2 separate regions of the Mus musculus genome follow, and region 2 is linked to region 1. Evidence: chromatin loops called from intact Hi-C (ENCODE). Cell type or tissue: heart. All regions are shown on one strand.

Region 1 (8,000 bases):
AGGCAGAGGCAGAGGCAGAGGCAGAGGCAGAGGCAGGTGAATCTCTGTGAATTCAAAGCCAGTGAACTCATTTAGTGAGTGAAACCCTGCTCCCCCAACCAGAAAGAAGAGAAAAGAGACCGATTCTTAGAACTGTAGGCTTTAGCAGAGGGGATCCCAGGGTCAAGAAGGCAGAGGGCATCACACCCTGTTGGCTGTCAGGTAACAGGAAAGATTTCAGAGTTTAACAAAGAGGCCCACAGTTGAGTGAATGCTGACTCCTAATCCCTAAAACCCAGGAGCTCTAGGAAGCCCACAGGAGAGAGCAAGCCCTAGAGAGGAGAGACTTGGGTTTGAATCCTCACTCCACTAGCCACATGCTGTGTGACTCAGAGCAGCTGATGTTACCTCTCTGTGCCCTAATTCCTCAGTACAATGAGATAGCAAACTCATATCCTCAGATGGTCATAAAGATTTAGGAATAACACGTTGGCTCAAATAGCCCAAAACAGGCAGGAATGCTCCTGCTGCCACCACCGCTGAATCTTAAGTCAGTAGATAGTCCTTAAAGAATTTGATTTTTCTGTTAGCTTGTTTTTGGAGATAGGGTCACATGTTGCCCAGGCGAATCTTGAACTTATTATGTAGACTCTGAGCCTCTGATCCTTCTGTCTTCACCCTCCAATGCCAGCGTTACAGGTATGTGCTACTGTGCCTAGTTTTGTGAACTGCTGATGTTTGTCCATGTTAGCAAGCGCTCTGTCTGAACAGCATGCCCAGCTCCATGACATGATTGATTTGGGGCTATCGGGGAAGCAGTCCTGAGTGAGCCTCACATCAAAGAGATGAAGAACTGTGTAAACAAGAGGTATGTCTAAGGGGCTGCAAGATGGCTCAGTGGGTAAGAGCAGTGGCTGCTCTTGCAGAGGACTTGGGTTCAGTTCCCAGCGCCCACATGGCAGCTCACAACTGGCTGTGACTCCAATTCGAGGGACTCCAGTGCCCTCTTCTGACCTCTGTGGGCTCCAGGAACACACTTGGTGCATAGACAGACATGGAGACAAAACACGCATACACATAAGAGAAAGTAAACATTTTTACAATTAAAAGAGCTAGGTTTGAGCCCAGATGCCAAGGGAGTGGGCAAGAGATGGCCACATGATACAGACAGCCCAGAGCTGAGGTTGAGTATGGCTGGAAAGAGCCTAGGGTCCTGAGAGCAGCTCCATATCCCTGTGTCTGTGAGTTTGTTTGCCACCTACCCCTAACAATATGCTTTCCTGTTTGTTTAGGCCCCTAAGTCCTTTAATGCCCCAGAGGCTGCCCCTTGACCCGGGCTCTCCTGAAGTCTCTCATGTTTACATCCGGAATGGAGTCTGGATTGAAGATTGCTACTCTTGACTCTTAGGCCCAAGTTCATCTCTCTCAACTCCCAATTCCTTGGCCTGACTCCATTTCATTATCTCCCACCAGGCTAGGGGTCTGAGGGGCCTCTCTGAACACCTGCTAGCCTCAGTCCTACTGATAAGAGCATCGCCTGTGGGGACAGATCTTTTGGGTCCCTGCGCAGACCAAGGATAAGGCCATGGCTAGGTGATGAGATTGTTAATGATAGAAGGAGCTGAGAGAGAGAGAGAGAGAGAGAGAGAGAGAGAGAGAGAGAGGAACCGAGCCATGGAGAGGATCCCCAGGGGTGGCCAGGAGGAAGAGGCCATGGCAGGGGGCCCTGAGGGGTGAAGAATCTCACTCTTCTGTCCCCGGTGGGCTGGCTGCTCCCCCCTACGGCTCCCCAGCGGGCCCCCGGGGGACCTCGCTCTAATAATGTATTTGATCGACTCGCCGGCCGCGTACAAGCGATTATTGTCTTGTCGGGAGTCAAACGTATCGATCCGGCGAGAAATATGAGCGGAGCAATGGGGCCCGCGTGTCAGTTACCGGCCCCGCTGGCCCTGGGGAGCCCCCTGCGTCTCCTTTAATTACCGCTCAGCCTTGAGCCCAGCCTGGCCTCCTCTATGCTGCCTCCCCGCAGGTTCCCTGCACCTCAGTGTGGCCCCCACTGCTCCCCAATGCCTATTCCCTACCTACCCTACTCATTATGAGGGTCCAGACCCCTTCCTTGGCAGGGAAGCCGCTCTCCACACCCTACCTATCCCATTCCAATCTGCCAGTTCCCCTCACCATCTAAGCCATGTGCCCCACACTCTGCCCCTTTGTCTTTCTCCCCTCCTTCAGCATCTCCTGCATAGGCCCAGAGACTCAGACACAGCTTTCAGCACGGAAGGCCATAGGAATAGAATTTATCCTTAGGGAACCATCGAGGCCTTCCCACTCTGGCCTCACTTGAAGATCCAGGAGGGCCTCACTGGAAATGGGTGTCCCTTCTTTTCCTAGATCACCATCTGGGACCCAGCCTGGTGAATGTGTCTCTGGCCTGCACGATGTTGAATTGGTAAAGGGTAGACTATGGGGGAGGGGCCTTGTCTGGGTTGTATCCCTCCATATCGTGCTAAGTACCACCACTCCCTCAAAAGATAAATCCTAAATGAAAATGGAGCTTACTGGGTAAATCAGGCTTCAAGACAAAAACCTGCTACCTTACTGCCCCCAACTTCTGCTGGGAAGACCCTCGTGTATAGAAAATCTGCCGCCAGCCGCTGTGCGGTCGGCAAATGCCCTCTGAAATGGTCTTTCCGATAATGGGATATTATAGAGTGTAGATGCCCAGGAACTGTCCCCTCTGTGTGCAGCTTAAGAGCTGAGTTCGTTCCTGTCAGGACCATCTGCCAGGTCTTGGGGTGTCCACCTGCACAGGGCTGGGGGCAGAGGGCACCCATGTAGTTCTTTGTGTCCTTCATGGCTGTGCACATGGGAGTGTGGGCACATGTAACCTGGCCTGCGTTGGCCATATGTGTAGATGTGCCCTCTGCCCTGTGGGTCTGGGTGAAGTAGTAGAGCATATGTAGCTGATGAAGCTTGGTCTGCGGGGAGGGGTGATATTGGGGCCATGGTAGAGATGTGCACTAGTGAATCTCTGTGTGTGCATTCGTGTGAAATGCTGGAGGGTTGGTCTGAGAAGAAATACTTCAGTGTATGCATGTATGTAGAAGGATGAATCCAGCCGTCTATGTGTGCACGCGTGTGGTTTGGGGGACCCTCCACTTGGGGTGTAAAGTGTCCTGGATGGCCCTAGTGGATAGGAGAACTGTTTAAGAGATGCCAAGGCAGCTCAGCAACTCGGACTCCAGGAAGCTGAGAGGGAGAAGAGGGCAGTTGGCTCGCGCCTGCCTTTGTCTGCGCTACTGTGCGCCCGAGTCCTGCGCCTTTGTGTGACCCTCGCAGGTGTGCGCGCGGGGCGGGGGAGGATGCGGGCCGGGATGGAGCGGAGGGCGGGGCTCCCTCCTCTGAAGCCGGCCCCGCCCTCCTGCCCATTGACTGGACGCTGCCGCCCTCTGGCGGGCTTCAGGAAAACCGCAGGACTGAGAGCGGAGCGGCTCGCTGAAAGCGCTCCACAGGAACCCTGAGGACTCAAGCTCAGCTCCACTGCCCCGGGTGCACGCGTTTGCCCTCTGACAGGCTTCTAGCTGTCTCTGACTTAGGCCTCCACCCCTCGCCCTAACTGCCACTGTGCCACTGCTCATGGGCACTATTGGCCCGGGATGCCTTACCTGTGGCACAGGTTGCAAGCCTTGGTCTGTCCACAGCATCCTGAGCATCCCCTTTTTTTTTTTTTTTTTACTTTGATGCATCTTGGCCCTGGATCCTTGAGAAAGCCACTGCTCCCTTCTCTGATCTTCAGTCTTGTCGTTTGTAAGACGAATCACAAAATACTGTCAAACTATGACACCTGTTACGTGGGAGGTGCAGGGTTAGGCACTGAGAGATCCCTCCTCGAACAAACCTCAAATTGTGTTTGCCATTGTTATTGTATAGCCTCACCTTCTCTCACAGCCCCACACGCCCTGTTCCAGATGTGTTCGCCCCCACCCCTCCGTGCTGCGGGGGCAGAAGGACTGTATAGATACCTCCTAGTGTGGCCCCAGCAAGAGTCAGTTCTTCCAGCGTCCTCGCTTTCCACCCGACTAAGCCCCTACTCAAATACACTCATGATCTGGGGTCGCCTGGGCCGCTGGGGTCGGCCTGTGGGCCAGGGTATTTTCCCTTCCGAAGGGGGCGGACCGGCCCTGTGGTTTCCTCCCGGGGTGACTTCCGGCAGGGAGGGCTGGCCCCCAGAGAGGGCGGGGAGATGACACAGTTGTTCCCCAGCCCTGGCTGGCGGGCAGCATGGTTCATTCCAGCATGGGGGCTCCAGGTAAGAGGCTGATGCCTTCTCATGGGTGGCGAGGACAAATAGCATATTAGGGCCGTTCTGCTGACCACCTCTGCCAACGGTTCCTGCACCTCCTCTTCGGCTGTCCCCCTTGTTTGGGAGGCCCCGTGCTTTAGTAACATCTTTTCCTTCCTTCACCTAGTCCCCCTCCTCAGCTCCTCTTTGATACTGTTTTGCATTAGGCATGGGGTGTGTGTGTGGGGGGGTATACTTCCAGTCTGTCTCCCCACTGAGGGAACAGGAAAAAGGAAGGGTCATGTGGTTTTTTGTTTGTTTGTTTGTTTGTTTTGTTTTGTTTTTTGCTGGACTTCATATGGGGAACTGGTGGGCTGGGCAGCGTGGGCGATTCTTTAGACACAGGGCTGCAACAGGTTTGGAAGACCAAGCAGTTGCGTTTGTGTGGTGCAGGTGTGCATATGTGTGAGTGTGGGTGTGGTGTCCTGCGTCCTGTGCTTATTGCTATTTCTCCTGGGTGTGCAGGGGGGAGGGCTGCTGTGCGTGGCATTCCTGTGTGCCCGTAGCAGTGATTTCTTCTTGATCCACTTCATTTATTCTGCAAAATGGCACTAATCTTATATATCCCTCAGTCTCCTTATCCTGCTCTGACTTTCTCCGTGGCGCATGCATTCTATGTCTTTGAGTTACTACATGCTTGCCTGGGTGAGCTGGATACGGTGCAGGCACCGTATCAGGTGATTTGCGCTTGGGGACTCATTTCGTAGAAGGTATGCATCTCTGCGCAGACTTAGCATACCTCAGCAGAGTACTGGGAAGTGTAAGGTGATAATACCAGTGCTGAGATATTCCAAGGATCAGTACTTCATGACTGCTTTTCTGGAGCTTTGGTCGAGTGTGCGTCGAGCTCCTGGGTGACCGTAGGTGTGAGTGTTGGCTTGGCGTGCATCCGTCCAACATGCATCAGTATGTGGGGGGCATCGCCAAGTCCCTTCAACAACCGCTGGTTACCGGGCCGTTCTATGTTGGATATTGGTGTTGAAGATATATCAGGGCTAGGCAGCTTCAGGTCTGCTTTTCTGGAGTCACGAGTTCAGTGGAAAGGACAATCCTGTGGTGATCAGACCTGGGATTGGAGGGTGGAGGGTGGAGCAGAGATGATAGAGTCCAGAAGTTATCTAGTTCTGTTGTCATGGTAGTAGGGAGGGCTTCCTGGAGGAGTTCTCTGAGCTAGGATATAAAAATGATGGTGGTAGACAGTAGAAAGATGAGGATTGACAGGTATTTATTTACTGAGGTGGCCGTGTGGGTGTACACATATCTACTTGTTCAGTGTACATATGAAGTCCAGACTGCCATCTGCACACATATAGCGGCTTCACTATGGACTCATTTCAAGTGAGAACTTGTAGCCACTGGACAAAGCATTAGACTTTTTACTGGGGATTTCTGTAGGGTGAAAAAAAAAAGAAAAAGTCCTACCCAGGAGAACTGTTATGGGTTTTCACCGTGTAGCATTGGCAAGAATCAATCCATCGTAAGGATGTGATTAATACATCGTGTGGCCTCGGGCAGATCACTCACCGTCTGATCTCAGGCTCTCCACCCTGGAGAGTCTCAGAGGTCTTCGTGGTTACCTCTCAGAATGAACTGACTCTGGACACGGGTGTATGCATATCAGATTGCCTGTGCCTTTGAATATGCGAATGTGTGTGTGTCACTCTGGATATGAGTAAGTGCATGTGTGTATGCATGTATCTGGATGGGGTTGGTTTTTTTATACACCACCCTATGGCATCATCTGAGTGTGTGTCTCCCTATAGGTTGTGTGTGTGTGTGTGTGTGTGTGTGTGTGTGCGCGCGCACATGCAAATGTGAGTGTGGACAAGTCTGTGTGGAGGTCAGAGGTCAACCTCAGGATGTCAGTCCTTGCCTTCTGTCTTGACACACGCTGGTTGGTTGGCCAACTCCCCCTCTTGTCTTGCCATCTTATCTGTTACAGACTCACATCCCTGCATTTTTGAAAATGGATATCTAGGGACTTGAACTCAGACCCTCGTGGTGTTTGGCCATTTCCCCAACCCCTCCATCTATGGGCTTAAGGAATAGCTGCTTAGGGGATAGGATAGACAGCAGAATTGTCAGGTGGAAAACCAGGGTGTTGTAGACCAAGCCTTGAACCTGTGCCACATGCAGGACTTCCAGTGCAGTGTTGGTGGGGGCTTGCCTTGGATGGCATCTACCCTAGACATTCATTTGCTCCAAACAGAGGCTGTGAAGGGCGATGCCCTGGGCATGCACTTAGTCCTCCCTGGGATCTATGCACACCTATGCACAGAGTTTGGCATTGCTGGCTGTAGCTGTGTATACCACTGCTCTTGCTGTGTCCATCACCTGGATCTCCATCCCTCCTCCATCCCTCCGTCCTGATAGCACAGCACTGTTTGGTCCCTTGAGGTTACCTGGGACAGCTGTAGGGTTGGGAGGTGTGAGGTGGCCCTCCTCAGGAGACAAGGGGCAGGGCCAACTGAGTCCACAGAGGTTCCCGGTAGCGCCCAACCCTGCCCATGGGGGCTCCCAGGCCATAAACTCGATGCCGGCTGTGGAGGCAGAGGACCCAGGGGACAGCCCGAGTGGGGCCGGGAGGGTGAGGGGCAGTCCTCCGGTTCTCTATATTTAGCCCCGATTTCGGTAAGTACTAACGAGAAGCTAGACTAAGCCTGCTAAAAACTGGCTGGGGGAAATGCAGAGGAGAAGTGAAAGTAGGGGAGGGAGGGCCAGGGAGTGCAGAGGGACCCAGGGTCCCCGGCCTGGCCCATTTGGGGCAACTGAGGGTGAACTCAGAATTTGGGCAGCCTGGGGTGGATCTGGCTTGAGGTGGTGGAATTTAAGGGACAAGGCCAGAGAACTTGGTACTTTTCCTTGCAAGACGTCACACTTGACCTGGGGTGACAGGGAAGGGCCACCATAAGTAGCCACCCAGCCTTTCCATGTGATTGAGGCTTCGGGAGGCACCAGGGTTTTAGAGCTCCTTGAAATCAATAACCTGGAGGGACTTTTAAAAATCTGAGTGTTCAGGGAAGGGAGTGTGGTTCTGTGGTAGAGCACTTGCTGAGCCTGCACAAAGCCCTGGGTTCTAGCTATAAAACACACACACACACACACACACACACACACACACACACACACACGCACGCACGCACGCACGCACACGCACATGTCCATGCACTAGTACATGTTTTAATAAATCTGGAAGCCCGGGTCACACACTGACAGCAGTGTCTGGGTGGTGGTGGCAACGGCATTTCTGCACAGCTGATGGCTGTGACTCGGGCTGTTTCAGCCCTGGACTGAAGCAGAGACAGAGCCTTCAATGGCTGATGCCCTGAGCCCTGACATCATTTGGCTTACAGTACAGATGGAGCTCTGACCATGTGATACTTCCTTCTTGTTTACTAGTGCTCAGCAGGTTAATACAAGGGGAATGTCACTTTTGAGGCCAGCTTGGTCTACGGAGTGAGTTCCAGGACAGCCAAGGCTACATAGAAAAACCCTGCCTCAACACTCCCTCCCCACCCTCTCTCTCAAAAAACAAAACAAGAAAACCTACAATAACACACAGCTCAAAACAAAACAAAACAAAACAAAACAGGCAGGACTATCGGCCCAGGCCACACTACACCTACCCAGGAGGCAGGGGCCAAGAGATTGCAGGTTCAAGGCTAACCTGGACAAGTTA
Region 2 (8,000 bases), 280 kb before region 1:
GTTTTGCTCTAAACAGCCAAAAGGTACACGGAAATTCAAGTGAGAAAAAAGCTTAGAGAATGAAACCCCCCACAGTGGGGGAGGAGTCAAGCATACATACACACACACACACACACACACACACACACACACACATGCCAAGGTGTCAGTCATTTGTTCCTTTCTCTGGAGTGTGGTTTCTTTTGTTTGGCCAGTTTTACCTCCCACATTCCCGTAAAGACCTGGTCCAATCTGGTACTAAACTGACCAGCACCGCCTTCCTGCTCTTGATTTCCCAAGGGTGTTCTTGTGTAGGATTAAATTGTAGACACTACTCCACCTGAGCAGTTACAAGAAATCAGAAGCCTCTAACTGGTGACAATCCACACAGCCTTTAAGAACCAACAGACAGCCACAATGAAGCTTCTAGCCTCTCCCTTCCTTCTGTTGCTTCCAGTGATGCTCATGTCCATGGTCTTCAGCAGCCCGAACCCAGGTAAATACAATGAAATGATATTCTCTCTTCTCCTTCTCTCCCTCCCTTCCTCTTTATTTTGTCCGTCCTCCTCCCTTCTATTTTTCTCTCCCTTGAGACAGGCTCTTGATATGTAGTCAGGCTGACCGAAAACTTGGACTCTTCCGACCACAGTATCCTGGGTCCCAGTATTATAGGTGTGCCACCATGCCTGGCTCAAGATTAATTTCTACTTCACCAGAACCATGTGCACACCAAAGATTAATTTGATTTTGTGGGGAAGAAATGGGGTAGAAAACATGGCAAACCCAACAACAAGTGCATTAAAATACTCTTTTAGCAACAAGTTGGGGTAATTAAGTTAGTCTTTCTCAGTACCAGAATCCTCATTAGCAAAAAGAAAGGACCCTCTTTATCCCAAAGGACTCTGTAAACTTTAAGGCACATTCCCAACATGTCTGCAACTGTAGCTGGCAGCATACACACAAGTGTACACACAGCCCAGCCAAGATCCACTTCCCAGACCTTCCCAACCTCTCCTGGAAAAGTCACAGATTTTCTCAGGGCTCAACTGGGGGTGGGAGGCTTGTGGTGGAAGGCAAAGAAATGAGGAGTCCTATAACTTTAGAGTATGCCAAGTAAGCTCGTGATGATACAAACCAGGTCAGTCCTATTAGCAGGCAGTAGTCATGCAGACATTTTAGTCATCCCGGGCTTGGTTGAATGGTCTGTCCCTTTTGAAGCAGACTCGGTAGAGGTTCTGAATCTGTTCTAGTCTTCACCACAGCCAGTGTTTCCCAGCTCTTCACAGAGCCACCACACAGAAGCAAGATCATCTCTATCCATGTACCTTTCTCCTGTGGGTGAGGTACTCTGTGGCATACTCAGCATCATGTGATCCTAAATCCAGGATCACCTGCCTCTGGCAATGTCCAACTTCTTTCCTTTGTAGGGAAAGTTCTCTGAGTTCTTCAGTCCTGGGGCCCATAGTGGCCACTCTGGAAGGGAAGGCTTCTCTATCACTATATGGGCACCAGGGCTAGAGTCCTCCCCATGAACTCAAAGCTCTAGTCACAACACACCTTTCCAGTCCACTTTCTTTCATTCACAAAGATGCACTTATGCTCCAACCATACTAGGCTGCTGATCCCCAACAGGTCCTGTGTTTTCAAACCAGCTCAACTTTACTCACACATCTAATTCAAAGGCTAACACCTTTCCACTCCTCTGCTCTCCACGCTGACTATGCACAGCTCAGTCAGGACTCTTTGTACATCATGGTCTGTCTCACACTGGGGGCACCTCTTCTACCTCTCCTGCCCTGCAGACTGTAACCTTAACCACCTTGGGGGTACAAACTGATGCATTGTTCCCATAATCTTCACACTATCCCACATAACAATCAATATTAGCTAAGGGCTCAGGTTTCTAAGTTCAAAATGATTCACTTCTATGACTCATATGCCAAGGTATGATAGTGTTGGTTTTTTCTTGTTGTTGCTAGTGTGTGTGTATGGGGGAGGGGGGTGCCCATGCATGCTAACCAAGCAGTGTGTCACTGAATTACAGCCATGCCTCTATTTTTTGTTTGTTTGTTTTTCTGAGAAAATCTTTGACTTTTCCAGGAGAGGTTGGGAAGGTCTGGGAAGTGGATCTTGGCTGGGCTGTGTGTACACTTGTGTGTATGTTGCCAGCTACACTTGCAGACACACAAGGTCTTTCTGTGTAGCCCTGGCTGTCCTGGAACTTGCTCTGTAGACCAGGTTGGCACTGAATTCAGATGTATCCACCTGCTTCTGCCTCCCGAGTGCTGGGACTGAAGGTGTGCACGGCCACCATGCCCACCTGCCTGCCCCTATTTTGGTTGATGCATGACCTTTATTATTTCCCAGACTTCCCTGAACTTGTGATCTTCTTGCTTCCACCTCCCAAATAGCTGGGATTACAGGACCAAGTTTACTACTTCAGTGTGGTGGTGAACAATGCTTTGCTGTGTGGGCCTCTATCCACTAATCACCAATAGTAAATAAACCTCCAGTTAAGAAAGCTAAAAAATCACTGATAAGTGGATTTTAGCCCAGAAACTTAGGATACCCAAGATATAAGATACAACTTGCCAAACGCATGAAATTCAAGAAGAACGAAGACCAAAGTGTGGACACTTTACCCTTTCTTAGAAATGGGAACAAAACACCCATGGAAGGAGTTACAGAGACAAAATTTGGAGTTGTGATGAAAGGATGGACCATCTAGTGATTGCCATGTGCAGGGATCCATCCCATAATCAGCTTCCAAATGCTGACACCATTGCATACACTAGCAAGATTTTGCTGAAAGGACCCAGATATAGCTCTCTCTTGTGAGACTATGCCGGGGCCTAGCAAACACAGAAGTGGATGATCACAGTCAGCTATTGGATGGGTCACACGGCCCCCAATGGAGGAGCTAGAGAAATTACCCAAGGAGCTAAAGGGAACTGCAACCCTATAGGTGGAACAACAATATGAACTAACCAGTACCCGGGAGCTCTTGTCTTTAGCTGCATATGTATCAAAAGATGGCCTAGTTAGCCATCACTGCAAAGAGAGGCCCATTGGACTTGCAAACTTTATATGCCCCAGTACAGGGGAACACCAGGGCCAAAAAGGGGGAGTGGGGGGGTAGGGGATTGGGGGGGTGGGTATGGGGGACCTTTGGGATAGCATTGAAAATGTAAACGAGAAAAATACCTAATAATAAAAACAAAAAAGAATAAAAAAAAAAAGAAAAAGAAAAAACTTTAAAAAAAAAAAAAGAAAGCTAAAAATGAATGCCAGGGCCAGGAAACAGAAGTTGGTGGGTTGGGGAGCAGGGTGGGGGAAGGGTATAGGGGGCTTTGGGGATAGCATTTGAAATGTAAATGAAGAAAATATCTAATAAAAAATGTCTTTAAAAAAAAAAAAAGAAAGCTAAAAAATATCAGCCAGTCACTGGTCAATGTTCCCTGCAAGGGACCACTCCAAGTTAATAAATACAGCTTGGCCGCAACATTTACACACCACTCCACATTTAGACTCCCCAAATTCTTACACTATGCATTGAAGTCAAGGCTTTGTGCCTCTGCCACTTGCTTTGCAAACTTGCTAAGTTACTTAACTTCTTTGAGCCTCCAGATGGCGCTGTCACAAACAACATGAGCTAGGTGGTGGTCCAGAGCTTTTCTAGCCAACAAGTTTCACAATGTTCACATACATCTGAACCATTTAGTAGCCAGAGGAAATGACCTATACATAATTTCCAAATCAATTCTGAAAATAAAATTTATCTTACAAGCTAGAGTGCTCTGGCTCAGTGGTTGAAAGACCTGACTGCTTTTCCAAAAAGACCTTGGTTTGATTCTCATCACCCATGTCTGTAAGTTCACTTCCAAGGGATCTGACGCCCTCTTATGGTCTCCGTGGGTACTGTATGAATTTGGTGCACTGGTATACAGGCAGGCAAAACACCCATACACATTGTTTTTTAATCTGATCTTACTTTACCTTCTAATCTTAAAAGAGAAGGAAAAAAGAAATACATGAGAATATATAATAATATTATGGATAAATTACTTATAATAATAGATTATTCACTATTTCTAATATATTTATAATAGCTGACATGTATTAGTAAATCCTGTGCTGCAGGCACTGTTTTCAGTGTTATAATGAATATAGTTACCTCATTTTGTCCTCACAAATATCTAATGTAATGGGAGTTAAAGATAGTTCTGCAGTTAAGAGCACTGGCTGCTCTTGCATAGGACCTGGGTTCAGTTCACAGCAGATGTATTTGGCAGCTCATAACTGCCTGTAACTCCAACTCCAGGGAATTTTAAGATTTATTTACTATATATACAGTGTTCTGCCTACACACCAGAAAAGGGCACCAGATCTTACTACAGATGGTTGTGAGCCACCACGTAGGTGCTGGGAATTGAACTCAGGACCTCCAGAAGAGTAACCAGTGCTCTTAACCTTTGAGTGAGCTCTCTAACCCATAAATAAATATTTTTAACCTAGTGTATTTTGTTTTTCTTTAAGATTTATGTATGTATGTATGTATGTATTTAATGTATATGAGTACAACATTGATCTCTTCATACACACCAGAAGAGGGCATCTGACCTTATTACAGATGGTTGTGAGCCACCATGTGGTTGCTGGAAATTGAACTCAGGACCTCTGGAAGAGTAGTCAGTGCTCTTAACCATTGAGCCACCTCTCCAGCTCCGTATTTTGTTATTTTTAACTTTTAATTTTTCATGTTTTTAAAACATTATGAAGAGTTTCATTATTGCTTTCACATATTTTTTCAAATAACTTTTTCCGTTTTTTGTTTGTTTGTTTGTTTGTTTGTTTACTTATTGGGAGTCCATGGTGCATGAAGTGTATAGGTCAGAGGTCAACTTTTAGGAGTTGGTTCTTGCCTTCTATCATGTGGGTCTTGGAGTTGAATCTAGGGAGTCAGACCTGGCTAGTAGGCACCTCTAACCACTGAGCAATATCATAACCCTCATTTACATTTTACCACAATACCATGATCAAAACTGGGATTTTTTTTTTAATTAGAAAAAGAGTTGCCATGTGGTAGTGGCCCACAACTTCAATCCCAGTGCTCAGGAGGCAAAGGCATGTAGATCTGCGAGTTCAAGACCAGCCTGGTCTACAGAGCTAGTTCTAGGACAGCCAGAGCTACACAGAGAAACCTTGTCTTTGGGAGGAAAAAAAAAAGAGAGAGAGAAGTTGGTGGCAAGATAAAAACCAGGTAAAAACCTTTGTTTTGCCAAGACTGGCACCTGATTTTGATTCTCAGGGCCACATTGTGGAAGGAGAACAAACTTCTGAAAGTTGTCCTCTGACCTCTACATATGCACTATCACACACACTGAATAAATAAATAATAAAATTGTAAATTAAAAAGCAATGAAAACCACAGCAGGAGAGATAGCTCAGTGGTTTTTGTTTTATTTGGGGTTTTTTTGTTGTTGTTGTTTTGGTTTGGTTTTTGGTTTTTATTTTTTGGTTTTTTCGAGACAGGGTTTCTCTGTGTAGCCCTGGCTGACCTGGAACTCACTTTGTAGACCAGGCTGGTCTCAAACTCAGAAATCCGCCTGCCTCTGCCTCCCAAGTGCTGGGATTAAAGGCGTGGGCCACCATGCCCGGCTCGAGATAGCTCAGTTAACGTTAAGAGCATTGGCTGTTCTTCCAGAAAACCCAGGGCTCAATTCCCAGCATCTACATGGCTCACAACTCTGTATAACTCCAGTCCCAGAGGATCTGACTCCTTCTGGCCTTTGTGGACACTGCATGCTTATGCTACACAGACACACATGGAGCCAATATACTACTCACATCAAAATAAAAATAAATCTTTAAAAACAGGAGGGGCTGGAGAGATGGCTCAATGGTTAAAATCACTGGCTGTTCTTTCGAGGGCCTGGGTTCAAATCCCAGGTGGCTTTCAAATGTCTATAACTCTAGTTCCAGGAGATCTGATGCCTTCTCTGGCCTCTTCAGTCACCAGACACACCAGTGGTGCACAGATGTGCATGCAAGTGAGACACTCATACTTGCAAAATGAAAATGTAAAGAACCAGGAAATTGTCATGAACACTTCTGTAGCTGAGTTCCAGACTATCCTGAACTACGAGAGCAGGCCTCAAAGCAAAAATATTGTTGTTGTTGTTGTTGATGATGATGAAGTCTGCTGTACTTTCAAATTAAAGTTACAATGTCTACATTTCTAAATGTAACCATCTAGAATTTTAAAACTTCTATATATAGGGATTCAACTAAATCATTTACAAGATTTCTCTGGCTTTAATATTTATAGATTTACACCGAAATAAGAAATAAAGGCCACACAGGAGAAAAATGCTAGGAAAATATTTTGAAGGCAAGGGCTGTCCCCATCTAAATTATTTTAGTAGCACTCAGAACAGCACATGAGAACACTGGAAACCAGTACCGGGGAAATGATGCAATGCCACCCGTCTGTGTGGCAAAATGGGCATGTCTGGGAAACAGGAGGCCTGAACCTCTGAGGAGTCGGCCATCCATCCACCTACTGAATAAACACTTACTCAGTGCCTACCGTGGCCAGGAGCTCTTAGCTCCATCAGTACTGAAGCTAGCGAGGGAGGTAGGTTTTGTTTACGGTTGCTAGGAGTGTCATAACAAAATACCACAGTTGGGAGGCTTCAAGGACAAAATTGATTTTTCTCACATTTCTGAAGGTCTGGGTCTCTTCTAAGGCCTCTCTCTCTCTGCCAGACAAATGGCTGCCATCTTAGTTGGGATTGGTATGGTGCGCACTGGTGGCCGGATGGCTTAGAACAGCAGGAACTTATTTCCCATCGTTCCAAAAGTAGGACTTCTAAGATCACGGTTTCGGCAGGACTGAATTCAAGTAAGAGTCATCTTCCAGAGTGCAGACAATCAGTTCTCATACACTGGAGACTAAAAGTTCTCAGAGGTCCCTTTCCACAAGGACATTAATCTCATTCATGGGAGTTCCACTTTCATGACCTAACTGCCCCACAAAGCTCCCACTTCCTCACACTGTCATATTAGGGATTAGGATGCAGCAGGAAGGCTTGTTTTTAAAAGACTCATCTGTTGTTATTTTATGTATATGATTTCTTTGTCTAAATGTATGTATATGCACATGAGAAGTCAGAAAAGAGTCAGGTGCCCTGGAATCGGAGTTACAGTAGGTTATGAACTGCTATGAACTCAGGACCTCTACAAGAGCAGTAAGTGCTCTTAACTGCTGCTCTGTCTTCTCAGCCACAACACAGAGGGTGTTTGTTTGCTTGATTGGTTGGTTGGTTTTTCGAGACAGGGTTTCTCTGTGTAGTCCTGGCTGACCTGGAACTCACTTTGTAGACCAGGCTGGCCTCAACCTCAGAATCTGCCTGCCTCTGCCTCCCAAGTGCTGGGATTAAAGGTGTGCACCACCACTGCCCAGCAACACAGAGGTTTTAAGAGGACATACTCCTTTAGCATCTTGTTGTATCATCAGTCACGTGACTGTTCTTTTGTGTGTACATATCTTTAAGGTCCTTTTTTTTTTTGTATGTTCAAATCTAATTTCCTTTTTTTGTTGCTTTTTTTTTTTTTTTTTGTCTTTGTTTTTCGAGACAGGGTTTCTCTGTGTAGCCCTGGCTGTCCTGGAACTCACTCTGTAGACCAGGCTGGCCTCGAACTCAGAAATCCGCCTGCCTCAGCCTCCCAAGTGCTGGGATTAAAGGCGTGCGCCACCACACCTGGCTCAAATCTAATTTTCTTATTGGAGAACATCACAAAAGCCTCATTTTGGCTTAATTACTATTCTCAGAACCCTATTCTCCAAATACGCCCATCCTGAGGTAGTGGAGGTTAGATCTTCAGTACATTAAGGTGGGAGGATAGAGTTCAGTACACAACAGATTTCAAGTCGTTAATTGTACAAGAATAATTCAAGCATAGTTAGTACCCATCTGTAATCCCAGCAATGGGGAGTCAGTGTTAGAGAAATTGCTGGA

Evidence for each region. Hi-C counts contacts between places; a loop is a spot of excess contacts. Peaks named below come from ENCODE experiments on the same cell type or tissue, not always from the same donor. Only the 100,000 strongest peaks of a DNase experiment are listed, where the experiment ranks them.
Region 2: it touches region 1 in a loop (3-fold over the local background); 5 of 42 quality-filtered maps call a loop at or near these places.

The regions. Positions count from the first base shown.
Region 1 is chr7:25,128,713-25,136,712 of GRCm38, reverse strand. It overlaps Pou2f2 (POU domain, class 2, transcription factor 2), which reads left to right and starts at 4,253. Exons shown (of 15, transcript NM_001163554.1): 1 at 4,253-4,288. The coding sequence starts at 4,261. In heart, a CTCF peak has its summit at 3,439 (motif pointing left); DNase peaks (open chromatin) are centred at 3,412, 4,212 and 6,972; H3K4me3 peaks cover 1,214 bases; H3K27ac peaks cover 416 bases; H3K27me3 peaks cover 7,330 bases.
Region 2 is chr7:25,405,177-25,413,176 of GRCm38, reverse strand. It overlaps Cxcl17 (chemokine (C-X-C motif) ligand 17), which reads left to right and starts at 291. Exons shown (of 4, transcript NM_153576.2): 1 at 291-475. The coding sequence starts at 397. The region is part of intron 3 of 4732471J01Rik (RIKEN cDNA 4732471J01 gene); the gene reads right to left. In heart, a CTCF peak has its summit at 3,614 (motif pointing right); no DNase peak of the experiment used is centred here.